Linked DNA regions of Mus musculus: regions 1 and 2 are each linked to region 3. A link is a loop called in an ENCODE intact Hi-C map of the cell type or tissue named here. Cell type or tissue: heart. All regions are shown on one strand. Links, peaks and the distances in the headings refer to the core of each region. The heading gives the core; the rest is flanking DNA.

Region 1 (10,873 bases), core at 1,470-9,469, 570 kb before region 3:
CGGGGAGAGACAGTAGACCGGCCGCCCACCTGTCTACTCAAGTTGCAAAACGCTGCCCCAGGGTCTCCCAGATGAACTAGGAGACCTCCCTTAAACCCATTCTCAGGCCTTAACTCTAGAGGCTGGGAGGCTAGGCGGGGAGGAATGGCCCCAAACTGCTGCCCCTAAGCTGAAGTAACTAGTAGCACTACCCGTATCCAGAGATTCTGGACTTGGAGCCCTAAACTCACGCTGCAAGCAAGAATTGAAACACCTTTGGCACTCAAGCGGGCTTTTTTTCCCTCACTCCTTTTGATCATCCAAGTGTGTGAGTCAGAGGTTCAGGACCTAAAGTATGGAAATAAAGAAGGTCCTTTTGAACACCTACTGTGTGCTGCCAACACTGTATTTCATTAAACACTAGTTTTCTTTCACTAATCAATGAGTGGGAAGTTACTTGGTCTCTCATACCTTAAGAGATGCAGAAAGTGAGGCAGGAAGGGCATTTGGGAGCTATAGCAGGAATGCCATAGCTACCCAGACCCATTGACCAATCTGGCTCTTGTGAAGAAGGAAAGAATAAAATAAATAAATAATAAACAAACAAACAAACAAACAAAAACAACGCTAATCCCGAAAGCCATCCAAATATTTTACAGGATAACTCTGAGTATGGGACATAAAAGGACAGCGTAGAAGCAGCTGCAGGGCCCAGTTCATTTCTCGGAGTTAGCAGCAGAACGTCTTGCAGTCGAGTTTTGAATCTTTGTTTCGTTTTGTTTCAAAGAAAGAAGCAGTCGCTTCTGTAATCAGAACACAAGCTAAGCCAAAGACCGGCTCCAACTTCGTCGGAGTAGCCCAGCTGGTGAACTCTCTCCAAGTTGTTTCCCCTGACTGACATCCTGAGGGTCCACTAAATTAGATTCTCTTTGTTGGCAAGGTACGTACAGCGGGGCAAGAGCGGCGGTGCTGACTGGGCCAGGCAGTAGGACGCCACCTAGACCGCGGGGAGTGGGGGGGTGGGGGGGGAGCGAGGGATGGCCCTCCCATCCTGGTTCGCTGGCTTTATTAAGGCTGCACGGGCTTCATGTATTAAAAGATCTCTAGTCAGGAGCAAACTGCCTCTGAAAACACACACACACACACACACACACACACACACACACACCGCCTCCGCAATGCAGAGAAGAGCTTAAAACCCAAGCAAATGCTAAGGGTCCACATTAGGACCCGGACCAGGGCCTTGTTCTTTTCTACAGACGCAAGACGCGACGCAAAGGGAATAAATGAGAATTTAGGAATCCCCTTCACTTGTCACAGGATAGTGCTCTAGAGCGTCGAAAAAGGGAATGAGTGAAGCTTGGGCTAGGCCTCCAGGAATCCAATCCTGGCCCTGACTGAAGCTGGGAACCAAGTGCCCAGTTTCTTTGGAGAGACTCCGCTCACCCCGCTCCTCTAGGGACCGGTCCAGCGCCGACCTAATCCTGTCACTGTTCGGATCAGTTACTTTCGTTTGCCGAAGCATTTCACTTTTGCTCGTTTTTTGGTTTTGTTTTTTTGGTTTTGTTTGTTTGTTTGTTTGTTTCGGTGGGCTGAAGAATGAGAGCTACCCACGGGGAAGCCAGCTACCCACCCGAGTCCTAGGTTTAGCATCCCTAGGGTCCAAGAGTGGGCTCACGGCGCTCTTTGGAGCGCTCTCCCCACACCTCCACTTCTCTGAGTAGGTGAACTAGAAGTAACTTTTGTTCACCTCCAGAGTACTTTCTTAGGCCGCGGAAATTCAGCCCGCCCCCTTCTTTGGGGGCATAAACCGTGGCCTCGAGGTCCCAGGACGTCGAAAGAGGGGCAGGCTACAAGCCTTTAGGCGGGGAGGCCAGGGGCACGGGCCGCAACGGTTTTCGGGATTGTTAAAGGAAGCTCCCGTTGGGAGAAAAAAGTTAAAATCTGAACGGTTTGGCTGGACTGGATTGTTTGGGAGTGACCTTTTCTCCCCAGAGTAAGTAAGCATTGGCTACTTTATAAGTGCAGGCTAGAAGAACACAGCTTTTCTGCAAGTTTTCACATTCCCGAGGCTAGGGAAACACTAACAAGGGACTTGGAAGGTGTGGGAGTCACCATATCTATCCTGCTGGTGTTTAATTGCAATCTGTGTGTCCCAGAACTTTTCCCATCCAGTAGGCAGCTGCCAGCGCAGTCTGGCTCCTCCGCAGTTCCCTGGACGCAGCGCCCCCTACGGCCGGGAAGTGGACCCCAGTGGGCTTCTAGTGCCGGGACCCACTGGGGGTTGGCAGGGGACAAGTGGACGTGAAACTAGTGCACTCGAGTCGCTCCTGAAAGCGGTCACCCGCGGGGCCTTGGCTTCTGAAAGTATGGTTTGGTTGGGTAGCTGGGAGTGGAGATTTACGATCCTGGAGGACAGAGCGTGAAAGGGGTATCATCATCAGTTTTGACTGAAAGAAAGAAAACATATCTTTAACAAAAAGAAGGGTCCTTGCCATTCACCCGCGTTGTTAGGACAACGTGAACTATCTTGAAATGATTAGTTCCACTTCAAAGGAATTTACATTCAACAGTGAAAACTCAGCCTCTTATTTATTCGAAGACTTCACTACGGAGAGTCATATGCCCTGTCCTTCTATTTATTTTTCCGCGTTCACGGTGCCATTGTATTGCATCAACACTGAGCCACACAACACATTCATAGCGGCCAGCCTAGGGTTCTGGAGAATCCAGAAATACAGGTAGTGAGGGCGAAGGGGCACGGGGTTTTGGTTCAAGTTGAGGTCTGGGACAACTCTAGCTCCTGTAGGGCCAGGAGGATGGAGCGGCAAGGGTGGGAAGCGGATCTGGCGCAGGTGGGGAGCCGGCAACAGAAAGAAACCTATCGCAAACCCAAACAAGCCTGGGAGATGGGGGTGCGGCACAGTTCTCAGAGCTCCAGACACTTCAGGTTTCCTATGAGGAAAGTGGACCTGAAATTCCCCCAGGGACCTTTCAGAAACATCTGTTAAAAACGGGTGGGGGTGGCACAAAATGCTTGGGCACGATTCATGCGTATAGCCACACCAGGACTTAGCGGCACCCCCACCCCGCGGGCACACATTGACTCTCCGCCCATAGCTCCCTATCTACCCCCCTCCCCTCGCGCGTAGGTTGCCAAATGTGCTCACCAAACGTATGAAACCTCTAACCAAGGAACAACTGTACTAAGTTTACAAGCCAGTCCTTGGAGTTGCAGGGGAGTCCGGTTTCTCCTCTAACTGTCCTTGAAAACCCCAGAGACAGAAGTTCTAATTCAGAACGAAGCCCCAGCCACCAACACCCACCCGCCCAACCCCTTCTCCCTCCTCCTCATTCCCAACAGCCCCTTTGTATAATCTACCCTGTTTCCTCACCAAACCAAATGATGCTAACCTTTTTCCAGACGATCTTTTCCCAGCTTCTAAATAAGCATAAACCAGACTCTGACTTGAGCAGGTAATCGAGAATGTAGTTAACGTTTTCTGGATTCACCACCACTCTTGAAGCTTGGTTCATCCTCAAAATTCCTAACATGGACTCTGTAGTCTCCTTTCTTAGGTTTGGAAGCAGTGCCCCCCCCCAACCCCCAACAACGCCAGGGGTTCAAAGTAGTGGTCCCTGGCCACTTGGTAGTTGGTACTGTGACACTGGGAACCCTTCTTTCCCCGTCTTAGGGTTGAATGAATATTCAGGGTCTGTTTATTCGGAAGTATTCAGTTTTCAGAAGCATTCTAGAGCTTCTCTCTGGCTGGTCCTGGGTTTATTCCATCATACTGGGTACTTCGGGTGATCCTTCTGGTCCTTGTCCTGCCTCAATCTGAATCTTATCCACAGGCGTTTGCTCCTCCCAACCCCCAGGGAGTCAGGATCGCTTTCCTGACCTCTCAAAGCCTGAACTTTGGAGGAGAATCCAAAATTCACAGAGTTAGAACTTCAAGGCAAACTGTGGGTCGGTCTCCTCCCACGAGATGGTTTGAGAACGTGTGAAGACAGCCATGACATTGCAGCCCACCCCCACCCTACCCTGATCCCATAGGCAAATAGGCCCAAGAACTGAAGGCTTTCAAGTGGGTTGGTGTTTGTCCCTCTGGTGGCTGCACTTCTCTGCAGGTGGCAAATATACTCCAGTATCCCAGCCAAGGTCTCTTCCTGTGGGGTTGCATGTAACCTTGGAGGTGCCTCTCTTGATCTCCGGCAGGGAAGAAAGAAAGACGGAAAGAAAAGGAGTGGGAAGGGAGAGGCCCGGGTAGAAAGCTGGGAAGGCGCAGGAGGCCTCCAGCTGAAAAGACTTGAGAATGAGACACAGGCTCACACGGCAGCTCTGGTGGGGGCGGGGGTGGGGGGGAGGAGGCGTGTGAGAAAAGTGACGCATCCTAAAGCATACCCCAGGAGAGCCGAGGATCTAGGAAGGACTCAAAATGTATTTCTAATTACTTTTCATGCTCCCAGAAAAAGAGTTCTTTTAAAACCCTGCTTTAAAAGCTTGTTATTGTGCTGAATTATAGCGTGCTCTGACAGTGCTGTTTATACGGTATAGCTTTTTGTCAGGTGGGAGACTGGTAAGTACTAGAAATGTACTTTTGTGGCTAAATTGGTAGAAATTCACAACTTGAAAACTTCTAGAGTGAAAACAACAGAATTTTCTTATTATAAGGACGGATGAAGGGCATTGGAGGTGACGCTTTGCAAGAGCTGGTATCCATGTCTCCTCTCTGTTTAATGGTTCTGTCAGGTAACTGAGGCAGTGGATTTTGTGGCCATGACTGCAGAGGAGACATCCGGTCAGCAGAGGGCACACTCGTCACTGTCAAACCCTATTTTCAGATTTGGAGGTGACACATAGGTAGGACTGGAATGGTAGACATAATCATACTGGAATTGGGACCCAACATGAGTTGAGGAATGAGAATAATTTTTTCTTGACTATATGTGATCATAAAAAGAGAAAGCAGAGACACACTATGTTTTATGCTCACGAAATTCCCTGACCTGGAAAAGTATGGTAGCCTTCAAAAAAGAAAAACAAAACAAAACAAAACAAAACAAACAAACAGACCTTACAAATTCTTGTCTTAACTGATATGAGAGATTAAGGTCAAAATATCCACTGGAGCAAGGACCTAAGATCTGTTGTCTAGCCATAACACCACGAAACACGTGGGACTTTTCAAAACCAGGAAATACCTGGAAATGCTCTGCATACTAGACATGACTTCAGACGCTTCCCATTGTAGTAAGCAATTAGGCAAATCACTTCCTCCTCAATGAGTTGAAGGAAGAAAAAAAATAGAACTAAGATTATCTTTAACCCTGGGAACAGAACGAAATGTGAGCCCACTTAGAATGTATTCCGAAATCTCAAAATGGTGGGTTCTTAAAACGTATCCTTCTCACACAAGAAGGCAGGCAGGTAGCAAGTCACTTGGTGATGTTGTTTTGTGCTGTCTGTTATGCTCTGCGAATGATACTGATCTTGCTTGGTAGGAAATGACAGATGCCAAGAGCCTCTCCGTGAACACTGGCAGCAAATAAGCAGAAATAGTTGAAGAAAATAAAAGCCAGATACAAAGGTCCTTTTCATACGAAGGGGATTGAAGGTCCAGGATAAGACCCTAATTCTAAAGTTACTATACTGATAGCATTGTCCTAGGCTAAGATTGAAGACCTTAAAACCCTTCAGATTAACAGATGCCACTGTTTCTTTGTTGATTCATTTGTGTTCCTTAGATCTTGTGAACCTACATTAAAATTCTGGTTTTCCTCTGATGAGCTAATTTGAAATAATTTAGTGTCCTGAAGCAGACGCTTGAACTGGGCTTCTAGGTACTATCTAGACTTGTTTACCAGGAAAAACGGAGCCTCCCCGATTTTGGTTTTTCCCTCTTTAATTGGCATGGAGCTTCTAACACCAATAATAGCAAAGCTGTTGTGGATACTGGTCCTCTTGATTACTGGCTAAAGTGACTTAGGACATGTTACAAATAGTTAAATTCAGGACATCGCCAAAGGCTTAAGATAGCCTGTATTTTGGGGCTGGGAAGCTTGGCTCAGCAAGTAAAGTCCACGCTGTAATACAAGCCTGACGGCCTGAGTTCAGTCCTTGGAACCAAAGTAAAGGCAGAAGGAGACCTGACTTCACAGAGCTGTCCCTTGACCTCTGTATGTGTGTCATGACATGCACACAACATTATGTTTGCCTCTCACATATAATAATAGCAACTAATAAAAAATTAAAAGATGTCATGTATTCTGGAACCCACCTATCTCTGTTTCTATCAACTTGCTTCACAGTTTCAATGATTTAAATAAGCACCTCTGCCCGAGCCTGCACGTTACAGTTAAGTATTGGGGATAGGATGCTGCACGCTTGTGTGTAGGGCATAGAACAGGGCCTACGAGAAGGGAGGAAGAAGTCTAAACAGATGGAGGGTAATGAAATATTTGAGAGACGAAAGCAGAAGAGGGGACTATTTGGGGTGAAGGAAACCAGTAAGAAGAGACGATGGCAGGAGGAACATGAAGGAGGCAGTAATCACAAAGCATAATGACAGATGAATGAAAATGTCACAAAGATACCCATCTCCTAGTGCACTATCTGAAAACTATCAAAAATGTTTAAAACAGGGCCTAAAAGGGCATGGGGGGGTGGCTAAGGTGTGAAGAACACTGATTGCTGAGTTTAATTCCCAGTACCCACACGGCAGCAGCTCCCAAGCCCCTACTATAACTCTAGTGCCAAGCAAGGGGTTCTGACACCTTCTTTCTGGCTTCAGGAGGCACTGTAAACACGTAAAGACCATACATCCAGGCAAAACACCCATACACATAAAATAAAAATAATTATGTCTAAAATAAAATTGAAAGGAACCTTGTCCCCAGTGCAATCATTCTGAGAGGCGGAGACTTTTGAGGAGCTGGCTAAGCTGGTACTGCTCTAAAAGGCCTCTGAGGAGTCAGTTGGCCCTCTCCTGCTCCATCTCCTCCCCCACCCTCAGCCCCTAGATTTTCCTCCTCTTCAGAGCGCACTGAATTGAAGGCTTCCTCTTGGAAGCTGAGACACCTGGCTCTAACCGCCTGAACTTTGCCTCCAGAACTGAGAAAGATTACATTTTTAATTTTATAAATTACTGAGTCTTGGGTATTTTCTCATAGCAGCACAAAGTGACATGAGATATCACGGTTATGTTCACAAGCTGTGAATTTATAAATTAAGAGGCTACGGGGAAATTGGCCTAGTGTTTGACAAAGCTAGGTGTTAGTGGACAACTATTGTTATTTACCTTGAACCTATAGTGTCTAGTATCAAAGTCATTGGTCACATGTGACTATTGGACACTTAAGATGTGGCTAGTGTCAACTGAGGTGTGCTGTAATTGGAAAATGCATATTGCATGTTCAACGCTTGTAACCAAAAGAGAACTCTAAATATCTCATTAACTATTTTATGTTGGTTACATGTGGAACTGATAATGTTTTAACTCTCTACTCAGTTAATTCAATATATTATTAAAATTAATTTCAGATGTTTCTTGTCACTCTTTTTTAATTGGAGCTACCAGAAAAATAAAAATGATACAAGCAATTTGGGTTTGCTACTCAAATTCTAATTTATTGGAAAGCAGTGCCTGAATGAGACACTTGACAGTTGCCAGTCCATATTCTGAGCCTAGCCTTAGAACATGTTTTCTTGAATATTGGGTCCCTAGAATTAAGCACAATGCTTGATGCATAATAGGAGCTTATGGAGTTTTAGGGGGAGCAACTTTCTTTCCAATGCATTTGTTTACTGTGTGTGCATGGGCATGCGCATGCCATGGTGCACGTATAGAAAACAGCTTGCTGGAGTTGGTTTATTTCTTATACCATGTGGGCTCTGGAGATCAAACTCAGGTCATCAGGCTTAGTAGCAGGAACTTTTGGCCATTACGTTTGTTTCAGTGGGTGCTTACTGTTGAATGAATGAATGTCCTTCATACCCTGATATACTACAATTCACTGACTATGGAAAACAGAGCCAGGATTGAATGATCCTTAATAGGCCTACCTGCCATTGCATGGTAAAAGAGAACTTAAGGTCTTACTTAATTTAACATTTAGCTTAGCAAATGCCTGTGTACCTTGAGCAAGCCATGTGTTTCTGGCATCCTTTCCTTCTGTAGAGTAACGAGGTTGGGCCAAATAGTTATTCTAGGCAACTTCCTATGGTCTGAGCCTATGACCAGGAAGGGGCAGAGCTGGCGCTCCGCTATCATGTCCCACCTAAGTGGGTTTTTTTGTTGTTTTGTTCGTTGGTTTTGGTTTTTGTTGTCTCTTTCCTTTTCCTCCTTACTATTGTTCATTAAACTCTGAGCTCCTTTTTTTTTTTTTTTTTTTTTTTTGTGCTAAAATTGAAACTCGGGACCTTTCGTATGGTAGGCAAACACTCTGTGGCTGAGCCTCATCCCCACCCCTTGCTCTTTAGTTTGCTCCTGCTTCCTGCCCTTCAGGCAACTTGAGTATATTGCTTCTCCAGTTTCGAGGGAGGGAGGGAGGGAGGGAGGGAGGGAGGGAGGGGGAGGGACAGAGAGAGGGAGAGAGAGAGAGAGAGAGAGAGAATAAAAATAAATAAGTAAATAACCTTCCCAGTCCTTGATGACTACAATGTCAGCTTCATTGTATGTATGGGGTGGGGGTTCTCTTTTACTTTGAGCATGCCGATGGTGGAGATACAGCTGAGTTAGAGAGCACTGAATCCCATCCCCAGGACCAGAACAGAAAACAGAACCAAATGGTAACACACTTTGAATGGCCTGGTAGTGAGAAAGAATTCAGTTTACAGACAGAAAGCTCCAGTTCTCTGGAGGACAACATCCTAACCTGTATATTCATCCCAGCCAGGACAGCAGCACAGCTACAGCTCCTGAACCCCAACATTTGCTAACCTCTTGGCACTTACAAATGCCCTGCCACCAAGTGTAAAGGTTGTATAGCACCAGTCTGAAGCATTGCTTCTCTAGCTATGAAACTAGAAGAAAACCCCCATAGAATAAGGATCTAAAACCCAAATACTTATTCAAGGTCAAGCAGGTAACAGGAAACCTGAGTTAGTGGGCGAGCGAGGGAGGTAATAGGGAACAGTGGAAGCTGTGGCAAATCACAGGGCTCATTCTTGCTAAATGTATGAAAGTGCTTTTGTTTGTTTATTTATTATTGTTGTTATTTTATGTACTTAGTTGGTTACTTGTTTGTGTGTGTCTGGGTGTGTACAAATGTGCTCATGCATTCATACCACATTGTCTCTGTGGAGGTCAGAAGACAACCCACAGGACTCAGTGTTCTTCTTACATCATATGGGTCCTGGGGAGCAAACTCAGGTTGTCAGGCTTAGTGACAACTGCTTTTACCACTGAGCCATCTCACCACTCTTGACCCAACTTTTTTGGTTTCTATTTGGCTGTGACAACAAACAAAACATGTCTATGGGATGAACCACATCCATGGACCTCAACATTTGCCATTCCACCTAGTTTATCCATTGTTGCATAGGTCCATTCTAGAATCCTAATTTCTCTCGTTGTGGTGGATACCACAATAACAAAAATAACTTTAGACCTAAGAGTCTAGCTGGGCAGGGTAACACATGTCCATAATCCCAAAAGTTAGGAGGCAAAAGTAAGAGGATTACTACAATTTTGAGTCCAGATTTATCTAGAGTTTCAGGCCAGCCAGGGCTCCATAGTGATACCTTATCTTAAACAAGGTAAACCAACCAACTACAACACAAAAGAAATTAAGGGTCTGTATTCCAAGTCTAAGTTCTAATCAATATATACAAATCTTCCCTCTCCCCTCTATTTCTAGAGATATTCTTGTCCTTAGCTAGGGTCCTCAATTCCTTTCATGGATTACTTGAACAAGTGTTAATTTTATTGAACCTCAAACCAAAGTAAAGGATCTTTATGACATTTGCATCCCTTTGACATCTGGTTATATATTTGAGGCAGATTTTATTTTCAAAAACTCAAATACTGGTGCCTACAAACAAATAAAGTAAGATGTTTGATAAGATTAATTTTCTAGCTGTCAGGATTTCTGAGAATATGTCCAGGCTGTTATGGGGTTAAGAAGAGTGTTAGTAGATGCTTTGCCAAGCCACACCTGCCTTTCCAATGCATCCTTCTTCAGTAAGAGTAACAGATGTCTTTCAAACTCAAATGAATTGAAAGCACCTGGTCATTACTTCCACACTTCTCTGTATTGCATCTCTAGGAGATAATGAGTAGTTTGAAAACACGGCCTGTGTCCTAGCCATCCCTAAGTCCCAGTACGCAGTGTCAAGTAGGCCACATCACATACTCAGGGTAAAACTGAACTGGATAGTTAGGGAAGTAAGATGGTGCCTCCTTTCCTAAGTAGCTGTTTCCCATTCACTTATTTATTTAGTGCATATTCATTGCAAGTAGGTTTTCTGCTGAGCCAATGGAAGGGAGAAGTATTGATTCAATGGATTTCATTTTAAGTATCATTTATTGAACCCTATGATACACTTTCCTAGGTATTGAAGATAGTCTTGTAAACCGGCATAGCTATTGCTCTCTCAGGCCTCTGGTTAAGCATGACAAAGACTGGACTCACCCTTCCACCATGAGTTTGGACCCTCTACATTTATCTTTCTTGTGCAGCTTGTGTACCTGGACACTCTTTGTTCAGAGTCCTTGATACTCCATATTTTAATTGCCTGTCTATCTGAAAACCTCTGAGGGCTAGACTCATCCCAACAGGGACAAAGGCTTCATCACTACTGCATTCCCATAGCATAACACAGAAGGAGCAAATGCTAATTTAGAAGTTTGTTAGTTTAGAAGATGAAAAATTAGCGATTCTATATATACCT
Region 2 (10,873 bases), core at 1,539-9,538, 1.1 Mb before region 3:
TAATAACTAAGTAGTACTCCATTATGTAAATGTACCTCATTTTCTGTATCCATTTCTCTGTTGAGGGACATCTGGGTTCTTTTCAGCTTCTGGCTATTATAAACAAGGCTGCTATGAACATAGTGGAGCATTTGTCCTTGTTATATGTTGGAACATTTGTCCTTGGTATATGCCCAGGAGAGCTATTGCTGGATCCTCAGGTAGTACTATGTCCAACTTTCTGAGGAACCACCAAACTGATTTCCAGAGTGGTTGTACCAGCTTGCAATCCCACCAGTGATGGAGTAATGTTCCTCTTTCTCCACATCCTCGCCAGCATCTGCTGTCACCTGAGTTTTTGATCTTAGCCATTCTGATTGATGTGAGGTGGAATCTCAGGGTTGTTTTGGTTTGCATTTCCCTGATAACTAAGGATGTTGAACATTTCTTTAGGTGCTTCTCAGCCATTGGAAATTCCTCAGTTGAGAATTCGTTTATCTCTGTACCCCAGTTTTTTTAATTAGGTATTTATTTTATTTACATTTCCAATGCTATCCCAAAAGTCCCCCACACGCTCCCCCACCCACTCCCCCACCCTCCCACTCCCACTTCTTGGCCCTGGCGTTCCCCTGTTACTGAGGTATATAAAGTTTGCACAACCAATGGGCCCCTCTTTCCACTGATGGCCGACTAGGCCATCTTTTGATACATATGCAGCTAGAGTCAAGAGCTCTGGGATACTGGTTAGCTCATAATGTTGTTCCACCTATAGGGTTGCAGATCCCTTTAGCTCCTTGAGTACTTTCTCTAGCTCCTCCATTGGGGGCCCTGTGATCCATCCAATAGCTGACTGTGAGCATCCACTTCTGTGTTTGCTAGGCCCCAGCATAGTCTTACTTTATGTTAGGGAAGTTTTCTTCTATAATTTTCTTGATGATATTTACTGGCCCTTTAAGTTGAGAATCTTCACTCTCTTCTATACCTGTTGTCCTTAGGTTTGGTCGTCTCATTGTGTCCTGGATTTCCTGGATGTTCTGGGTTAGGATCTTTTTGCATTTTTCATTTTCTTTCACTGTTGTGTCAATGTTTTCTATGGTATCTTCTGCACCTGATAGTCTCTCTTCTGTTTGTTGTGTTCTGTTAGTGATGGATGCATCTATGATTCCTGATCTCTTTCCTGGATTTTCTATTTCTCAGGTTGTCTCCCTTTGTGACTTCTTTTCTTTATTTCTTTCCTTCCTTTTCTTTCCTTCCTTCCTTCCTTCCTTCCTTCCTTCCTTTCTTTCTTTCTTTCTTTCTTTCTTTCTTTCTCTTCTTTCTCTCTCTTCTTTCTTTCTCTTATTGTTGTTGTTGACAGGGTTTCTCTATATAGTCCTGGGTGTCCTGGAACTCACTCTGTAGACCAGGCTGGCCTCGAACTCAGAAATCCGCCTACCTCTGCCTCCCAAGTGCAGGGATTAAAGGCGTGCGCCAACACCACCCTGCTGTGATTTCTTTATTGTTTCTATTTCCAGTTTTATATCCAAGATAGTTTTGTTCAATTCCTTCACCTGTTTGGTTGTGTTTTCCTGTAACTCTTTAAGTGATTTTTGTGTTTTGTCTTTAAGGGCTTCTACCTGTTTACATGTGTTCTCCTGTATTTCTTAAAGGGAGTTATTAATGTCACTTTTAAAATCCTCTATCATCATCATGATATTTGATTTTAAATCAGAGTTTTGATTTTCTGGTGTGTTGGGGTATCCAGGGCTTGCTGTGGTGGGAGAACTGGGTTCTGATGATGCCAAATAGCCTTTGTTTCTGCTACTTATATTCTTACCCTTGCCTCTTGCCATCTGTTTATCTTTGGTGTTAGCTGCTCTTGCTGTCTTTGACTGTGCCTTGTCCCTCATATAAGCCTGTGTGTCAGTACTCCTGGTAGACCAGTTAACTCCAGGATGAATTTGGGTATGGAGAACTGTGTCTCAGGGTCAGCTCAGGGGTGTAGATGGAAACCAGAAGGGTACTGTCCCCAGCTATTCCTTGCTTCCCCTGTCTTGATGACTCTGAGTGGGTCCCTCTTGGGCTTGTTGGTACTCCTGAGAGGCTAGCTTTTTCCTGACTGTATTTGGGTATGGAGTGCTGTGTCACAGGATCAGCTCCAGGGCACAGAAGGAAACTGGAAGCCCCCTAGAAGTTCCTTTTTTTTTTTTTTTTTTTTTTTTTTTGGGTTTTTGAGACAAGTTTTCTCTGTGTAGCCCTGGCTGTCCTGGAACTCACTCTGTAGACCAGGCTGGCCTTGAACTCATAAATCTGCCTTTCTCTGCCTCCCAAGTGCTGGGATTAAAGGCATGTGCCACCACGTTAAGAATAGTTTTCACTATCCTGGGTTTTTTGTTTTTGTTTTTGCTTTTTTTTTGTTATTCCAGATGAATTTGAAAATTGTTCTTTCTATGTCTGTGAAGAATTGAGTTGGAATTTTGATAGGGATTGCTTTGAATCTGTAGATTACTTTTGGTAAGATAACCATATTTACTATGTTAATACTGCTGATACATGAGCCTGGGAGATCTTTCCATCTTCTGAGGTCTTCTTTAATTTCTTTCTTCAGAGACTTGAAGTTCTTATCATACAGATCTTTCAGTTCCTTAGTTAGAGTCACACCAAGATATTTTAGATTATTTGTGACTATTGTGAAGGGTGTCATTTCCCTAATTTCTTTCTCAGTCCATTTATCATTTGTATAAAGGAAAGCTACTGATTTGTTTGAGTTAATTTGATATCCAGTCACTTTGCTGAAGTTGTTTATCAGCTGTAGGAGTTATCTGGTGGAAATTTTGGGGTTGATGTTATATACTATCATATCATCTGCAAATATTGATATCTTGACTTCTTCCTTTCCGATTTGCATCCTCTTGATCTCCTTTTGTTGTCTTATTGCTGTAGCTTGAACTTGAAATACTATATTGAATAGATAGGGAAAGAGTAGGCAGCCTTGAATTGTCCTGGGTTTTAGTAGGATTGCTTCAACTTTCTCTCCATTTAGTTTGATGTTGGCTATTGGTTTGCTGTATGTTGCTTTTACTATATTTAGGACAGCCTTGCCATGCATCAGTGGAAGGAGAGGTCCTTGGTCCTATGAAGGCTTGATAGATGCCTCTATAGGACTAAGGGGAGTCGAGGGCAGGGAGGTAGGAGTGGGTGGGTGGGTGGAGGAACAGCCTCATAGAAACAAGGGGAGGGAGGATGTGATAGGGTGTTTCCAGAGGGAGGGAAACCAGGAAAGGGGATAACATTTGAAATGTAAATAAAGAAAATATCCAATAAAAAAGGAATAAATAGTCCAAATATTTAAAAAAAATGATGTTGGATAGACTGCCCTGGATCTAATGCTGCAGCACAGCGTGGCCTCGAATTTGTGTGATTCCAGCTTTAGCCTCCTAAGTGTTGGGATCATCAGCATGAGCCTATGAGCCATCATGCCTCCACCTTATTTCGCCTTTTATTTAAGAATCTTTGTAAATGTAGTTTAATATCTTCAGAGAATGATACATGTTCTCAAATAATACAAAACAGTTTATAAAACATTTATTCAAAAGGAATGATGAATCATTTATATTACTATTTGATTGAACACCATTTTTATGACAAATATTTGAATTCTTATGAAGTCACCTTCATTACTTTCTATTATGAATTATGGATATTGAGTGTCTATTATGAATCATTGAATGCTGGTCTAAAATGCATGTGTTCATAATACTTTTGTTTTATAAACTATTTTATAGCATTGAAAAGTCTGAGGCAGGACAATCATGAATTGGAGGCTAGCCTAAGCTACATAGTGTGAGCCTATTTGAAAATAAAAAATAAAACCCAAATACTTCAATTCATGTACTCTTATTTTAACAGAGTGTTCATTTAGTGAGAGAAATTAAATGAAGTTTGGAGAGAAAGGTGGTAGGGGATATGGCAAGAGTTAGACGGGAGGGGATGAGAGATGAATTTGTTTAAAATTATGTTACATGCTTGTATTAACTTCCCAAACAATTAAAAATGCAACAGAATAAAAATAACCCTTACTTTAAAAAATTATTGAAAATAGATTCTTCTCTTATACTGTGCAGTTTCCCTTACCCCCACTCCTCCCAGTTCCTCCCCTCCCCTATGTCTCCTTTGCCCCCAGATCCATTCCTCCTCCATTTTCTCTTCAGAAAGGAACAGGCCTCCAAGAGACAACAACCAAACACCACAAAACAAGGTACAATAAGGCATGACAAAAACCCTGATACGGAGGCTGAACAAGGCAACCCCATAGGAAGAAAAGGATTCCAAGAGCAGACAAAAGAGTCAGAGATAAATGAGTCCAGTTCCCACGGTTAGGAGTCCTACAAACCCACCAAGCTATCAGCCATAATGTAAGCAGAGGGCGTGTGGCAGCCCCCTGCAGTCCCTGTACTTGCTGCTTCAGTTTGTGAGCACATATGAGCCTTACTGTTTTCATACTATTGAACAAAGATGTGTTTGTTACATTCTAATGATGTATTCTTTTGGTTGTAAATTCTAGTTAAATAAGCTTTGCTTATGAGCTAGCCTGAGACTCTACCAACATCACAGAGCTGCCTGTTTTGTTTGTTTTGCAGTGTGGAGTATGGAACTCGGGGCTTTGCGTGTGTAGGCATGCTTTGTAACCCCGAACTACACCTGTTAGCCTTATAACATTGTTTTGTTGGGAAGTGCAGTTTTGACATTCAGATAGAATAGGGCAATAGCTGATGAAGAATCAGAAGATTTGCGGTCTGGCCTGCCTTAATTTTGTGACTCCAAGGAAGTTCATTCTCCCACTTCCCTGGGACCCCAGTTTCCCTCTAATAAAATGAGGGAGTTAAATTTAAATTGGGTCAGCAGCTTTTAACTCTGTCAGATTGATGTCCTTTAATAACAAATGTTCTGCAATCTCCCTATGCTATTCTACCATAATACTAATAGTTAATAGAAAACAAAACTTGTCTATGCATTTAATTTTAACTAGTACTAGTGTAACATCATAATAACATTAAGGAGAAATAGTAGTAACTATTAATAAAATAATATACCCTTTATGTATTTTATCCATTTTATATGTTTGCATATATGTGTACAATCATTGTCAGTGTTATAATAGGTAGATTGCAAATTATGTAAATTTTTTGGCCCAAATACTGCTATTTTCCAATGCTATGATTTCTTGAAATGTCAACAAATTTTGGTAACATTCCCAGACAAGTATAGTACTATTTTTCTCCCAGTTTACTTAAAACAGTGCCTTCTTGGGTGGGAGTATTTAATGTGTACTGAAAACATAAAATATTCTAAAGCAGAGCTACAATCAAAGGGTCATAAGCAGCTTCTTACCTACGTGAATTTTGGGTGGGGCATTTGGACAGTGTGGGATACAGCACAGTCCTTCTCCCTTTTCTGTTATGTACATCTCCTGTGAACTGCAGGATGCCTGGCTTTATGAACGCTAGTAGCAGCTACATATTTTTACTCTGCCTTGTAGACTGTGCTTCTGTTGAAAACCATTGGTCTAAAGATCAGGTCCCCTACAAAATTCAGTCTCTGTATAATTTCTATTGACTATAACACATGGGGTACTATACTGTGCATAAAGAAGTCTTTGTCTCCACCTCATTACTTTGTCACTGCTGCCATCTTGCCAGCTGGAAAAATATAATTTTGCTATATGCACGTCTCACTTTCCTAAAGCCAATTCTGTCTCATAGACATATCTCTTACAAGAATTGCTAGTTTACAAAAAGATTTTGATGCTTTGGAATAAAGGCCAAGAATAATTAATTAATTTAATCAGATCAAAAATAGGTTCTCTGTTACTTAGCTATTTTTTTATATTTGTCATTTTCTTCTCATGTGCCTTATATTAGATAGTTTTTCTTTGGGATGACTAATACATGTCATGACATAGTGTTTCCGGAAGATGGCAGTATTTGGTGCAAAAATGATGCTAAACACTGCTGATGTTTTGGCTGAAATTTTTTTTTTCCCGATTTTTTTGTTTTGTTTTGTTTTTGGTTTTGGTTTGTTTGTTTGTTTTGAGATGGAGTCTCCTGTAGTACAGGTTGCCTTGAACTCAACTATATAGCTGGGAATGACCACTAAATTGTAAAGAGCCAAATAATTGAGTTGTAGTAAACAAGTTGTCTTTTAATATTGAGACTGGCTGTATATTTGTAGATAGTATATAAAGAATAAGTGTAAAAAAAAAAGAATAAGTGTAAGAAAATTCTCTACCTTTATCCTATTATCCTTAATTTCTCTTTATGAAAGCATAACATGATTTTTTTCTAATTTATCCTTCCAGAAAAAAAATGTTTGCATCTGTAATATAGGTATATGACTTTCTGGTGGGGGTAAGATTTTTAAAAATTAACAATATTATTATGTGTGCTCAGTGTGTGTTTGTGTGTGCGTGTGTGTGTGTATGTGTGTGTAGGTCAGAGGACAATTTTGTAGAGTCTATTCTCTTCTTGTCTGTGGGTTATGGGAATCAAGTTTGCCCTGTGTTTATGCTGCAAGCACCTGCTGGGCCATCTTGTCAGCTGGAAATAATTTTGCTATATGCACTTCTTACTTTTCTAAAACCAGTTCTGTCTCATAGACATATCTCTTGCAGTGCACAGATTGCCATTACCTAATTTTAATCCCAAAGGGCATTTTTGGTTGTAGGTATTTAATTTTACAAATATTACAGTGGCCATTATATAAAAGTTTATGTATTTTTGCAAGTATCATAAAAAGTTACAAAAAAAAAAAAGCGAGGCATGGTGGCGCACGCCTTTAATGCCAGCACTTGGGAGGCAGAGGCAGGTGGATCACTGAGTTTGAGGCCAGCCTGGTCTACAGAGTGAGTTCCAGGACAGCCAGAGATACACAGAGAAACCCTGTCTCGGAAAACCAAAAAAAAAAAAAAAAAAAGGTTACAGTGTAAATGGAAATATATCAGGATAAAAGGGAAAAGGCAAGTATCTGGTGGGACTACATAAAAAGTAATAGAAACATGCTGTTTTTGTTGGATAGCAGCAATTTTCTTCCTAGTTCATACTTTTATCTTTTCATTTTTGGTTTTGGGGCCGTCTTTCTCTATAGCCCTGGCTTCCCTCAAACTTGCTATGTAGACTAGACTGGCATTGAACTCACAGAGATCAATCTGCTTTTGCCTTCTAGTTCTTTCGTGTCATGAGGTTAAATGTTCCTAGTTGAAAGCAAGCTTCATATGTAAGGCGGATGTCGTGATTCCATGAAGCTGGAAGTGGCAAAACTCCATGCAGAATAGGCTTCTTTATGCTTGCATAGCAAAGGTCAGGCACAGTCATTTGGTTTTCTATTTCATTGTAGGAGAGTAAAGCTACTGAGTGGTCCTCGGAAGGGGATTATGATTTGGACAGTACCGCCGAGACCAGCCTTCAGTGGATTAGGTAAGCACTTTAAGAAATATGCTCAAAGTAGCTTGAGGCTTGATAACTGTCTGTGATTTTTAGCTGGGGATAGGACACACTGGAGATTGAGCCTGGGATCTTGTACACACAGGGCAGGGGCTCTACTACTTGGTTGTCTCCTCCTCTAAATACCCTTTAGTTCTTATTGCTTCGGGACTGTCTCATGTACCCCAGCTTTGCCTTGAAGTTGCTGTATAGCCAAGGGTACTTTTAAATTCTGGATCCTCCTGTTTGTTTCCCCCAGGGTTAAGATACTTACTTTGAAGTTAAGATATTTTATCACTACTGGTGATACTGAGTGATATTTCTTTTGGGCCAGTTTCCCCTCTCATTCTCCTCTTCAGCTTCTAAACATATCTGATGAAAAGAAAATATGTTTTACATATACTATTTATGCTGAAGGGAAAGGAGCCAGTGATGTCATACATACTGTCTCTCCTTGTGGACAGCATCATGTAGACAACATGGAGGGTGGTGGTGGGCATGATATAAGTGGAAGTAAGCTTTATGCAATGGATGAAAACCAGAGTTGGCCATAGTGACACACACTAGTAATCTCAGCAGTTGGAGGACAGTAGCCGGAAAATAGGTCAACCTAATATGGTGTAAAAAGTAGAAGGTAGGCAGGAGGAAGAGACAGATAGCAAACAAAATAGAACACACTGTCTGTCTATGGGCTCAGATGGTCTGAGCAAATCCAAGAGTAAGAAAACATTGCAATTTGCTAGGTAGTGGGAGGTGGGAATGCCATGAAAACTGGAAAGAGATTATTGAAAGACTTAATATGATGAGTCAGCAGCTTTTAAAAAGGAGACTATCTTTTATTGTTTGAAAGTTTCACACATGCCAACAATGGGCCTGATAATGCACATTCCAAGCTCCCCCCATCTCTCCCCCTAGGCACCATAACATGTCCCCTCTCCTTTTTTTTTTTTTGCATGCTAATAACGTACTGAATAGAATTAGTGCCGATTGATAAAAAGTTGACTGATTCATATTGTTGATCTTGGGTAGTTAATCATAGCTACAGTGAGTTTTTGGTACGTGACTATGTTATGTTTCAAAGACAGCATTTCACAGCACTTGCCCCTACCTCGTGGCTCTTACAGTCTTTCTGTTTCTCTTCTGTGATGTTCCCTTGGAGGTAAGGGTTGATATAGATGTCCCATTTAAGGCTTGCCACTCAATAGCCAGTTACTTTCAGCATTTTGGCTAGTTATGAGCCTCTGGATTAACTGCTGACCACTGTCGACAGAAGCTTCTTCGATCATGTTTGAGGGCAGAACTAATCTATGAACTTAAACATAAACATTTAGAAGGCAGTTTAACAGCATGTCATTTAAATTCCCCTCCATCCATGGCCTGTGACCTCTCTAGCCTTAATGGACTTTTGACTATCTGTATAGCACCAGCCCTAAACTCCTTTCTGTGGAGAAGGCCTCAAATCTAATCCAAAAGCAGTTGGTTGCTCCAATAATCTTCATGCCACTAGCTTGCCAGTGGTCACATATTACTTGGCAGGTCAGTAACTGGAGCATGCAGGGTTGGCTGCAGGTATATCTTTGAAACTTTTCTTTCTAGAAACTTGCCTAGTACCTTCTAGCACAATGAAAGGTAGTCAGTAGGGAAGACGTTTTCAGGTCAGTTCAAACTTGACAAACAGCTCTCAAATTGACCACCTCATCAAAGCAGGTTATACTGCTGGGTGGACTGTATGGAAATAATGTCTGGCGGAGAGCATCCATTTATTTGACAGAATGTTCTTTTAGTTCCTCTTATCCTGAGTACCACTCTTGTCTCCGCGTGGTTAATGAAGGAGAAAGGCCCCTGCTTAAATTATGCTTCCATTGAAGTATCTTCCAAGTAAAAGATCTCGAATCTTTAGGAACCTTCCAGTGGATCAAACCACATAATTGGAAATCTGACCATGGAAAGAGCACTTTCAGTGTGGGTTTGAGAGATGCATAAACTGATCCCACAGTGATCTCGGGGTGGTTAGAAAGAGCTGACGAGAGAGGAACAGTTGACAGCTTAGGAGATCATATAGAAAAGAAACAAAGTGTATATTTAATAGTTGCTCCACAACTCTCATTTTCTATAATAAGGCAACGGAGGGCAGAAGAAAGCTATAAAAGTAAGCTGGAAGTAAGGATACATACTAGGATACATACAGCCTTTGCGAGGTGGTTGGTGATTCTTCTCAAAAGACCCACAAAACAAAACAAAACACAATTAAACAGATATTTAGCATTTTTTCTTTGAAAAGGATTTTATTTCATTTGTCTTTGTTGCTTTTCTATTGTTTTGAGGAGACACCATGACCAAAGCAACTTATAAAGAAAACATTTATTTGGAGGCTTGCTTCCAGTTTTAGAGGGTTAGCCCACGTTGGGGAGCCTGGCATCAGGCAGACAGCCATGGCGCTGGAGCAGTTACCCACAGCTTAGACGTTTTTAGCAAGTTGGGGGCAGATAGGGAGAAACTTGGCATAGCATGGGCTTTTAAAACCTCAAAGCCACTGGGTAGTGGCAGTGGTGGTGGCACACACCTTTAAACCCAGCACATGGGACGGAGAGGCAGGTGAATATCTGTGAGTTCAAGACAAGCCTGGTTTACAGAACAAGTTCCAGGACAGTCAGAGCTACACAGAGAAACCCTGTCTTGGAAGGAAAAAACAAAACAAAACTCAAAGCCCATTCCTAGTGACACACCTCCTGTAACAAGGTAACACCTAACTCTTCCACTAACTAAGGACTAAACATTCAAATATATGGGCCCTTCAGGGCCATTCTTATTCCAACCAGCACAGGCATTTTTATTCATTTGTGTAGAGTGTGAATGTGCATGTGTGTCCTTGTGTGCATGTGCCTCTGTGTGTGCACACACACGTGTGTGTAGAAAGACAAACAGAGAGACAAGGGGGAAGAGAAGGAGAGAGAGAGGGAAAGACAGAGCAAACAACTTGAAGGAATGAGTTCCTTCCTGAAACCATATGGGTCTCAGGGATCAAACCCAGGCTGTCAGTCCTGGTGGCAGGCACATGTACCTACTGAGCCACCTTGCCAACCCTAACTGCTTATTTCTTTCTGAACATTTCTAGGCTTGTCAACTCCTTTTTTGTGGTACTTTTCTTGTGTGGACTGGTGGTTATCCTCCTCTTAAGGAGTATCTGGAGAGACATTGCCAAATTTAACCGTATAAAAATTTCTGTAAGTAAAAACTGCACATTTTGATTCAACTTGATATGTGTTCTGCTTAGTTATCAGTTATCGAGTTTCTACTTAGAGTATAGCACCTTGACTATAGCACATTTCTGCTGTCTAGAATTTTATATATTATATCAGCCATCCACAACCTTTGTAATGCTGTAACCCCTTCTCATAGTTTTTCATGTTGTGGTGACCCCCAACAATAAAATTATT
Region 3 (10,873 bases), core at 1,565-9,564:
TTTTTTTTCAAATACTCCTTTTGAATTTTCTGTTTACTTGCCTGAGTCTTATGTATTCATATAGATACACAAAATTGTATTTATTCATTTATTATTTTATTTTAAATACAATATAACTACATCATTTTCCTCTTCCCTTCCTCCCTTCAAAACCTCCCACGCACCTTTTCTTGGCCTCTTTTAAATGACCTCTTCTTTCAATAGATATTCTTTTTTTTTTTTTTTTGAGACAGGGTCTCTCTGTGTAGCCCTGGCTGTCCTGGAACTCACTCTGTATACCAGGCTGGCCTCGAACTCAGAAAACTACCTGCCTGTGCCTACCTGCCTGTGCCTCCCAAGTGCTGCGATTAAAGGCATGCACCACCACTGTCCGGTTTCAATATATATATATATATATATATATATATATATTTTTTTTTAAAAGATTTATTTATTATATATATACTGTAGCTGTCTTCAGACTCACTAGAGGAGGGTATCAGATTTCATTACAGATGGTTGTGAGTCACCATGTAGCTTCTGGGAATTCAACTCAGGACCTCTGGAAGAGCAGTCAAGTGCTCTTTACCCCGGAGCCATCTCTCCAACCCTCAATATATATTCTTAAAACACATACATACAGCCTGCTCTTTGTCTAGGACTGAGGCCCCCTGAGATGTTTTTTGCCTGTCCACATTAGCATGTTTATTCTTGTTCTAGTTGTCCAGCTCATGCTTAGGTAGACATGTTGATGAGAAATTTTAAGATGTGGCTTATGACATCACTAAGAGCAAATTCTCTGGTCCTGTGGCTCTCATAATCTTTCTGATCCTTCTTCCACATGATCCCTGAACCTTAGGTGTGGGAATTGTGTTGTAGATGTATCAGTTGGGACAGGACTACATTTTGATTTGTTATGGGTTTCTGTAATAGTCTTTGTTGCAAAAAGAATCTTCCTCAATGAGGGGTGGGAATGACACTTGTTTTCAGAATAAGGACAATTATTTATAGTGTATTTAAAGATTCTGATGAGTCAGTAAAGTGGCAGTAGCTGGCTCTCCTCCAAGTTCCATGACATCACTTTCCTTTACAGGCACACTTTCAGTGCATATCTTGGAGTAACTGCATAAACCAGGAGAGTAAGATGGGAAATTGATAAGGGTATGAATTTTGGTAGCTAGCAATGGAGAGGGGAATAGTACAAGTGATCTGATGGAGAGATGGAAAAATGGGGGCTCTAATTAGCCAGGGAAGGGCAGGATATAAGTACAAAAGAAGGTAGACATTCTTATAATAATAAGGATGTCTGAAAATTATAATACACCATATTATTAACTATCTAGCTAAAATAGCCCTATAAACACATGATATTCTATATATAAACACCTGTGCATAGTTTAAATGAAATTGTCCCATTTGGGCTGACAGTGCTCTCTCTAAGAGCCAAAGACCATATAACAAAAGTTCAATACCAGGTATGAGAAGCCTTCTTTTGAGTTGTTGACCAAAGCTGTTTAAGAGACTCCCAAAACTTAACCACCCATTGCTATTACCCATGGTTGGCCACAAGAGGTGGGAAGTAGATCCCTATTGATGAATACACCATGCATTTTAGACACAGATTCCCAAACCAGAAAACTCCCAAACCTGAGACTGACCTGAAAACCTCCTCCATGAGGACTAGTTTTCATTGGACCAGAAGGAGGGACGTAACCAATAGTTCTACCCAGACATGACACCTATGAACCACAGCAACCAGCATGGTGCCGCAACCCTAAGACTGTAGTAGTGTTACTCTGACCCTGGCAGCAAGAACTAGCAGTTCACTCAAGAATTATATTTTTAGCTGGGCTGTAGTGGTAAACATTTTTAAGCCTAGCACCCAGGAGGCAGAGGCAGGTGGATCTCTGTGAGTTCAAGGCCAGTCTGGTCTACAAAGCTAGTTCCAAGACAGACAAGGCTATGTAAAGAAACCCTGTCTCAGAAAACCACTAGAAAAGAATTTCATCTTTAAAATACTTTTCAAAACAAAATAATTGATGTAATCATTGTTAATGTTATCACCATGAGACTAGTGGTGGCTAATATCAGGATGGTGGAAGTGGAAGTTAAGGTCTTGTGTGGTTCAGTAAGTAATACTAGTAGTATCCATTAAGAAAATTATATGGGATCAAGTGCCAAGGGATACATACACATGAAAGAAAGTTACATTCCACATTCATGGTAAAGCTGAGCTTGGAGGTCAACTTAATAGTGAGATATAGTGGAACATAATGTAGTAATGAAGACTGCAAGAAAAAAAATGCATTAGGTTGGAATCTTGTCTCAATTACCTAATAACTATGTGATTTCTTTAAGAATAATAGTACCTACTCAGAGGGTTGGAATGAGCATTCAGTGAATGAACTCAGGAAAAGCACCCAGAAGAGTTCCAAACACCTAATAAACAGAGTGTGATTCCTGACTGAAATGTAGTTTTCCCTCTAGTTCTGATGAGGTTATGCCCTACTGAACCTGGTATAAATTGAAGATATTATAGGTGGAAATATAGAAAGCCAAGACATTCTAGAATTGGAATCATGTGGTCTAGGATCATTCTGGACAAGATCATGGGCTCTGGATAAGGGTGAAGTCCTTCAGAGTTCACAAGCTCTTGCATCAGTATGTCGTCTATGGACATAGTGCCATAACTGTCACGTTTGGATAGGTATCCACTGAATGCATTATACTTTGAATAACAGGATCCTAGAATCTTCTTAGATGGCTCTTTGGTCTAGGATTCATATTTCATCTTTACTTTGCAGTGAGTACTAAGCTCTCAGATGTCCTAACAAAGGAGGTGATGGCCCTTACGAAGTTTAGTGTGTCCACCAAGGGATTTTGTAGCACAGGACACTAAAGCATAACACTTACAAAAAGAACACAGAGATGATGTGATGACCCACTTTGGTGTAGTTACAATGGAAAAGAAGTCAGCAAAGTACTTCTGGGATTGGGAAGGGACCTTTGCTGAGGTTTCTAGGTAAAGTAGACACTCAAATTCCTTTTCTACAGCCTGCCATAAGTCGTATAGATATGGCAGGTATTGTCAGTCTTATTTTGTAAACAAAATAACTGATGCTCATAGTTGTAGATCTAGACAGACAGTAGAGGAGCATAGAATATAAGCCAGATTCATTTAACTTTTAGTCTAAATTCTTTTGGACCACAAAATACTGTTCAATTAAAGTAAATTGTCTTTTTGAGATATGGCTTTCTGTTTGGTAGAGAATCAAGCATTTGTCACGGGGGAAAACATGGAAAGAGTTTAATTAAACTTTGCAAAAAGTAGAGATGAAACCTTTTATAAGTGAGTCATGGAGAATCAGTTTATCCTCCCTCTCTCATGCACACAGGAGCATAATAGTTCTTGTGATCACCATATACTAGCATGATACTCAAGACCAATAGCAGTAAGGCACATTTGGCTAATATATGGGAGACATGAGGGTAGGGAATGACAGAATCTAAGAACATGATATTAAGATATTGGCCAAGCTTACATTTCTAAAACGTGGCATGATTAATGTGATATTGCCAGCCTCTACAGGATGTTTGTAGGTTGTGTTCAAACATGATTGAGTCTGCAGATTGGCAGGAAATCCTATCTCACTCTAAGCTTTCTTGGCCTTTGACTTTCATATGGATACCTAGTGGACTGGTGATCTAGAACTGACAGAGAGCCTTGTTGAGTACGGCCAAGCAAGTCCCTATATATAGTTGTCAGGTTTAAGACATCTGGAAATATTTCTCCATCTTCATAACATGCTACATGAATTAAACTGTGTTTTTAAGATCAAGTGGCATATTCATTCATCAAATATGAATTGTTCCCTATAGGTGATGGCCCACCATTCACCTTCAAATATGAATGATTGCTGAGTTGTATGCAAGAAACATGCGAAAAATGTATTCTAGACTTTCCCTGTTTGTCTAAAAGCAGGATAGACAGTTGCAAAGAAAAAGTCATTCAGCTCCCTATTCTACCAGGACAAAAAGGTGAAAGACAAACTGGGTGCCAAGCATGACTTTGGACTCTTATCAGCCTGGCAGTAGGTACCGAAGAATCTTCATTTAAAAACTTTACTAACTAGACTTCATCTACCATTTAGTTGATGCCCCTTAAGTTTCTACCAATAAGGATTCAAAGTTTGTTTCCTTGATCTTAAAATGTCCCTAAAATTTCATGATTTCCTTGAGGATCTTATATAGAGCTAGAATTCAAACCCATTTCCTTGAGAATTACTCATTTCCTTGTTGCCTGTGCATGTGTGGCATGTACTAATCTTGTGTACAGTACTATTCTAACTATGAACTTTGAAAGTCATTCTTCTGTTATTGTTTATTATATAGACCATGTGTTTGTCAGGAACTAGGAATCTAACAGTGATAAAAAAACACACTAAGAATCTCCTTCAAAGAACTCAGGTACTAGATAGAGAAAGAAGAACTAACAAACTATCTGAGTGTTGTTTCCCACACTTATCTGAAAGCTATGACTCTTGTGACATGTCAACCCTTTTCATTTCAGCCTTTAGATTCTTTAGGGGATAGAGATAAAAAGAATATTTGCTGACAGTCTTCTTTGAACCAGAAACTTTTCCAGACCCTTTCTTTACACTACTTAGCACTTCCTCATAATAAACATACTCAGAAGGTGTTATCTATTTGCACTCTTTTAGATAAGGCAGGGGCAGACCAGAGAAGGCCAGCAACTTGCCCAAAGTCAGGCAGCACCAAAAAAGTTAAGAATGGCATTAATTCCTGGGTTTTATTGTATAAAACATAGTCTTTTTTATTAAAAATCCTTCCTGAAATATTTCAAAATAATTACTGACTTCATATCATAATAGATCCGAGAATAAATGATCCTGACAGAAGTTCTTAAATCTCTAAGTTCAGAATTTAATTCCCTATAGTAAATTATATTTTAGTTAAAATCCAATCACTGTATTTTGTCGCCCAAATATTATCCCAGGTACACCTTTTAATGATAGCTTATCATTCTCTGTTTTTCATATTTGGTTAAACCTTGAAGAAATGTTGACAGTATTCTCAAAGTGAACAAAGACATTTGAAAAAATAGGAACGGAAAGTGGGAAATAACTTTTCATGAAGAGAAATCATGTTATTTCTCTTAGGAACAGAACACTGTTTTGTTGTTTAGGTTTGTGATTAGCCATCAAGCAGTGCTCCCCTGCTGTAAAGATAATCTTCAGGAGTAATGTAAGTTTAGCTGTTTCTAACTTTGTTATTCTAAGTATGATTGACATAAACAATTATTAGCTTGTTATATGCTGAATAAATAAGCATATTGTAGAAAGACTGTGAATATGTTAATTTTGATTTTACTTTTCCATTCATGCCGTCTTTTGCCTCCTTATCATTATCAAAACTAGCTTTAAAAGCGCAACAGTGTCCACTAGTGGACAAAAAAAGTATAACAGCAGGATGACAAAATCCAAACACTGGAAATGTGGGTGATTTCTGCTACAGGATACTGTATATGCTGTTAAAATAACACCTTCAGATAGTGCACATCCTGTTCAGCTTTTGTAATATGTTAGAGAATAAGGGTTTATCACAAAATGTCCTTTCAATACTTGCTTAGTGAACAAAATTCTAATTCCATGTATAATTCAAGTAATTTTTACTCTCTTAAAACTTGATTTTCATTACTTGAATGTTATTTAAAGCCAAAGGTATCTCCATTCTAAAAATTTCATTTGATCATCATTCCTTCCTTGGAATTCCCATAGACAGACGGACTTTAATGAGAATGGAGGCAAATACAGAGTTGATCTCCAGGGCTGTTATTTTCAAACATTAGCATGCTTCAGGATGATTGTGAGGGGTTAGTGGAGGTATAGAAGTCAACGATCCTCTTCTGTCACATTCTGCAGACACTGGACTGTTCCTCACAGGTCATGGCTGACAGTTCTAGAAAATTTTCCTTCAGTCACAGACTTCATCAAGATCCACACCATATTCTCAGGATGGGAAGTCTGGGTTGATACACTATTTACAAGCTTTAAGAATTAATTATCACTGGGCAGTGGTGATGCACGCCTTTAATTCCAGCACTTGGGAGGCAGAGGCAGGCAGATTTCTGAGTTTGAGGCCAGCCTGGTCTACAGAGTGAGTTCCAGGACAGCCAGGGCTACACAGAGAAACCCTGTGTCAAAAAACGAAAACAAAACAAAACAGTATGTGTGCATGTGTGTGCGTGTATGTATGAATGAGTGTATGTGCATGTGTTTGTGAGTGCATGTCCCTGCATGTATGTGTGCGTAGGTGCATGTGCGTGTGTGTGTGTGTGTGTGTGTGTGTGTGTGTATGCACACATATATGCATGCTATGACTCATGTATAAATATCAGATGACAACTATCTGAAGTTGATTCTTTTCCTTCACTTTTTGGGAATGTTCTCTTTTATTAATGTTGCTATGCTACACACTCCAGGCTAGTTGACTTGGGATTTCAGTATCCCCACTATTTTACCTGTTTCTTCCTCCCATAATGTCCTAGCAATGCTGGGATTAAAGATGAGCACCACAGCAGCAGGCTTTTTTCTTAGATTCCCAGGATCAAACCTAGTTTGCTAGGTTTGTATGGCTAGTACCTTTACCCACTAAAACATTTCCCCAGCCTGCTCCAAAAATCTAGAATCCTGGCCTCATCTAAACTTTATGCTTCTGCAGGAATGCCCATTACTTAAGAGATAATGCAGAGGCTTCTCCACAACACGAAAACCAGAAGGCAGGTAGATACAGTCATTATAAGCATCAATGTGAGAGGAGTAGTCAGGATTTCTCACCCTCAGAGTCTGAGCTATGGGACTAGTGTCACTTATGTAAGATATAGGCATAAAAATGCATTGCTCAATATATACTATCAACCACGAGGATTTCAAGAAATTGTTCTCCATATTATTTCACTATAAATACACTAACTTGTTTTCTTCATCCTCTTATAATCACATTAGGGGGTGGATTTTACGAATATCTGATGAAGGATGAAGAGGTCATGATTAAGATTTGTAAGAGAAACTCAAAAATATTGAGGGACAACATCATTTGAAGATATTCTTATAAACAGATCATATACATGAACCTAGTCATCCATTCCATATTTAGAACAAAACAGCTAAAGGCTAAAATGTATATGGATGTTGCAACAAGGGCAAGTCAAAAGCCTGAAGGAGAAAATTAGACAAGGTCAAGTTCACAAGATTAAGACCAGGGTCAAATGGGCGGGATCTTCAGAACAAATATGAAACGTAAATAGTATCTTCTGTCACATATTACAAATCAGCAGAAAATATAAACTTTAAAAGCAACATTGAATGATCAAATACAAATACAAAGAATAATTTGGTCAAGTGATGATAGTGTGCTTTAATTAAAACATATATTCAGGGGCTGGAAGATGGCTCAGTGGTTGAAAGCATTAGCTGCTCATGAGGTGACCTGAGTTCAATTCCCAACATACACATTGTAGCTTACAATCACTTCTTTTGGCCTCAGTGGGCACCAGGGACTCACAGTACACACAGGCAAAATGTTCACGAAATAAAAAATGTTTTTAAATTAACATATATGTGTGTGTATGTGTGTGTGTGTTAATAAATATGATTTATTCAGGGGCCATCTTCCAGCCCCTGAATATATGTTTTAATTAAAGTATAACTATATAATTTTCCTTCCTTCCACTCTTGCTTTCAAGTCCTTCCATAGCTCCCTTCCTTGGGCTCTCTTTGCATTCATAGTCTCTTTTTCTTTGATGATGATTATTATTACTATTATATATTTATATATTTGTAAAAATATAAATACAAGTGCAGAGACAGAGGGAGTGGCTGACCAATAAATAACTGGCCCAAGTTGAGACCCATTCCATGGGCAAGAACCAATTCCTGACACTATTAATGATAGTCTATAATGCTTTTAGACAGGAGCCTAGCATAACACACACACACACACACACACACACACACACACACACACACGGCAAGGTCATGCCATGGCATATGTGGTGTTTGAATATGCTTGGTCCAGCGAATGGCACTATTTGTAGGTGTGGCCTTTTTGGAGTAAGTGTGGCCTTATTACAGGAAACATGTTGCTGTGGGGGTGAGCTTTGAGACCCTCCTTCTAGCTGTCTGGAAAATAGTTTCTCCTTGTTGCCTTCAAATAAAGATGTAGAACTCTCACCTCCTTCTCTAGCGCCATGACTGCCTGGAAGATTCCATGCTTCCTACCATGATGATAATAGACTAAACCTCTGAAACTGTAAGCCAGCCTCTATTAAATGTCATTTATAAAAGTTGCCTTGGTCATGGTGTCCCTTCACAGCAATGACACCCTAACTAAAACAACATGCAGGTGTCAATCAGAGAACTTATATGTATTTGTCTTTCTGGACCAAGATTATTTCAATTAATGTCCTCCATGTTCATCCTTGCTGTCACAACCATAGAATATCTCTGCTCATGTGTCTGACTACTATTTTACTATGTATACATAATACATTTTCTCTCTTTATCCATAATTTGATTTTGTAACTTGATTATCATAAATAGCAATGGAGTGAACATGTGAGAGCAATTATCTCTTAAATAATACCAATTCATTTCTTTTCAACCTGTATCCAAACATGGAATATATTTTTGCATTTCAAGTAAACAAGAACAGAAACTTCTCATAGTATTTTCTATATGGCTGTACTAATCCACAAAGAATGTAAAACAATTCCGTTTTCCTCACATCTTGACTAATACCTATTGTTATTTGTATTTCTTCATTTTATTTTTGAAACAGGGTTTCACTCTGCAGCCTTAGCTGGTATCAAACTCACTATGTAGACAGGCTGGCTTTGAATTCATAGAGATCTGCCTGTCCTTCCAGGTTCTAGGATTACTAGCATGGGTCAGCACACCTTTTGCCTTTTTTCAAAGAATTGCTTATTTTATGTATATGAGCACACTGTAGCTGTCTTCAGACACCTAAGAAGGGGATTTCGGATCCCATTGCAGATGGTTGTGAGCTACCATGCGGTTGCCGGGAACTGAACTCAGGACCTTTAACTACTAAGCCATCTCTTTGGCCCCTACCTTTTGTATTTTTGATAACAGTCATTTTTACTGGAGTGAGGTGATATGACATTATAGTACTAATTTATACTTTCTGGTTATTAGTAACAGTCTTCCATATATTTCTTTCCTATCTATATGTCTGTTCATACTTTTGATTCTTTTCTTTTTGTTGTAAAAGGTTTTTAGTTTGATGTAATCTCAAATGTCTATATTTGTTTTTATTGTCTGGTGTTTTTTTTTTTTTGAGTATTTGTAAAAATTGCTGCTCCATCAAATGACATGGATATATCTCCTTTCTTTGAGCAGTGTAATTATTTCAGATCTTCCAGTTAGGAGTTACCCATTTTTTTTAGATATTTATTTTCTTTTTTTAAATTTTTATTAAATATTTTTTTCATTTACATTTCAAATGCTATCCCAAAAGTTCCCTATACTCTCCCCCTGCCCTGCTCCCCTACCCACCCACTCCCACTTCTTGGCCCTGGCATTCCCCTGTACTGGGGCATATAAAGGTTTGCAAGACCAACGGGCCTCTCTTCCCAGTGATGGCCAACTAGGCCATCTTCTGCAACATATGCAGCTAAAGACATGAGCTCGGGGGAGGGGGGTACTGGTAAGTTCATATTGTTGTTCCACCTATAGGGTTGCAGACCCCTGCTGCTCTTTGGGTACTTTCTCTAGCTCCTCCATTGGGGGCCCTGTGTTCCATCCAAAGATGACTATGAGCATCCACTTCTGTATTTGCCAGGCACTGGCATAGCCTCACAAGAGACAGCTATATCAGGGTACTTGCAGAAAAATCTTGCTGGCATATGCAATAATGTCTGTGTTTGGTGGCTGATTATGGGATGGATCCCCGGGTGGGGCAGTTTCTGGATGGTCCATCCTTTCATCTCCACTCCAAACTTTGTCTCTGAAGTTACCCATTTTTAATAGACATTTCTATATACTGAGAGATAAGGATCAAGTTTTATTCTTCTGAATGTGTCTACACAGTATCTTTATCAAAAATAGTCTCCTTTCCCCATTATGTGTTTTTGACATTTTAGTTGAAAATAAATTGACAAAAAATGTGTGCATGTTCTTCTCTCTGTTCCATTGGACTTTGTGTCTGTTTTTATTCCTGCACCACCATGCTGTGTCTATAATTATAACTTTGTAGTATACTTTGAAATTGGGCAGTGTGAGGTCTCCTGCTTTATAATTTTGGTTCAAGATTCCTTTAGATTTTTGGACTTTTCTATTTCTGTATGAGTTTGGGGTAGTTTTTCTATCCCTGAGGGGAAAACATTGAAATTTTTATTTTAATTGTATTTTATTTGTAGTACAAGAGTCACATTGTACTAAAACTACAACTGATACCTGTGCACATTGGAGTTCTGTACCAGGAATCAACAGTGGGGGGTGGGGGGAGATTCATTCTTTGGACAGGGGTCAGCAGGAGAGGAGGTAGGATATTGTTACAAAATGTAGATGTGGAAGAATACATGTGAGACCCAGATGATCCACCTGTTCATCTCTTAGAATTGTGCTATGTTGTTGTGTTGGTTCGTTTTTTGTCAGTGTGACACAAATTGGGGTCATATGAAAAGAGGGAACCTCAATTAAGAAAATGCTGCCATAACACTAAACTATGGGCAAGACTATAGGGGATTTTCTTGAATAATGATTGGTGTGGAGAAGGCCTAGCCCACTGTGGTCAGTAGCATCCCTGTACAAGTGTTGTTTAAGTGTATGAGAAAAATCAACTGAAAGAGTCA

The links. Hi-C counts contacts between places; a loop is a spot of excess contacts. Peaks named below come from ENCODE experiments on the same cell type or tissue, not always from the same donor. Only the 100,000 strongest peaks of a DNase experiment are listed, where the experiment ranks them.
Region 1: it touches region 3 in a loop (7-fold over the local background); 7 of 42 quality-filtered maps call a loop at or near these places.
Region 2: it touches region 3 in a loop (14-fold over the local background); 17 of 42 quality-filtered maps call a loop at or near these places.

The regions. Positions count from the first base shown.
Region 1 is chrX:57,919,251-57,930,123 of GRCm38, forward strand. No RefSeq gene overlaps it. Among named protein-coding and RNA genes, the nearest start is that of Gm39517, 61 kb to the left of the region's middle. In heart, for the core only: a CTCF peak has its summit at 4,781 (motif pointing right); no DNase peak of the experiment used is centred there; H3K4me3 peaks cover 1,513 bases; H3K27me3 peaks cover 2,456 bases.
Region 2 is chrX:57,425,859-57,436,731 of GRCm38, forward strand. It overlaps Gm364 (predicted gene 364), which reads left to right. Exons shown (of 17, transcript NM_001128625.2): 8 at 7,351-7,430; 9 at 10,552-10,660. Among named protein-coding and RNA genes, the nearest start is that of Gm364, 22 kb to the left of the region's middle. In heart, for the core only: a CTCF peak has its summit at 5,928 (motif pointing right); no DNase peak of the experiment used is centred there.
Region 3 is chrX:58,485,618-58,496,490 of GRCm38, forward strand. No RefSeq gene overlaps it. Among named protein-coding and RNA genes, the nearest start is that of Gm25851, 130 kb to the left of the region's middle. In heart, for the core only: a CTCF peak has its summit at 5,443; no DNase peak of the experiment used is centred there.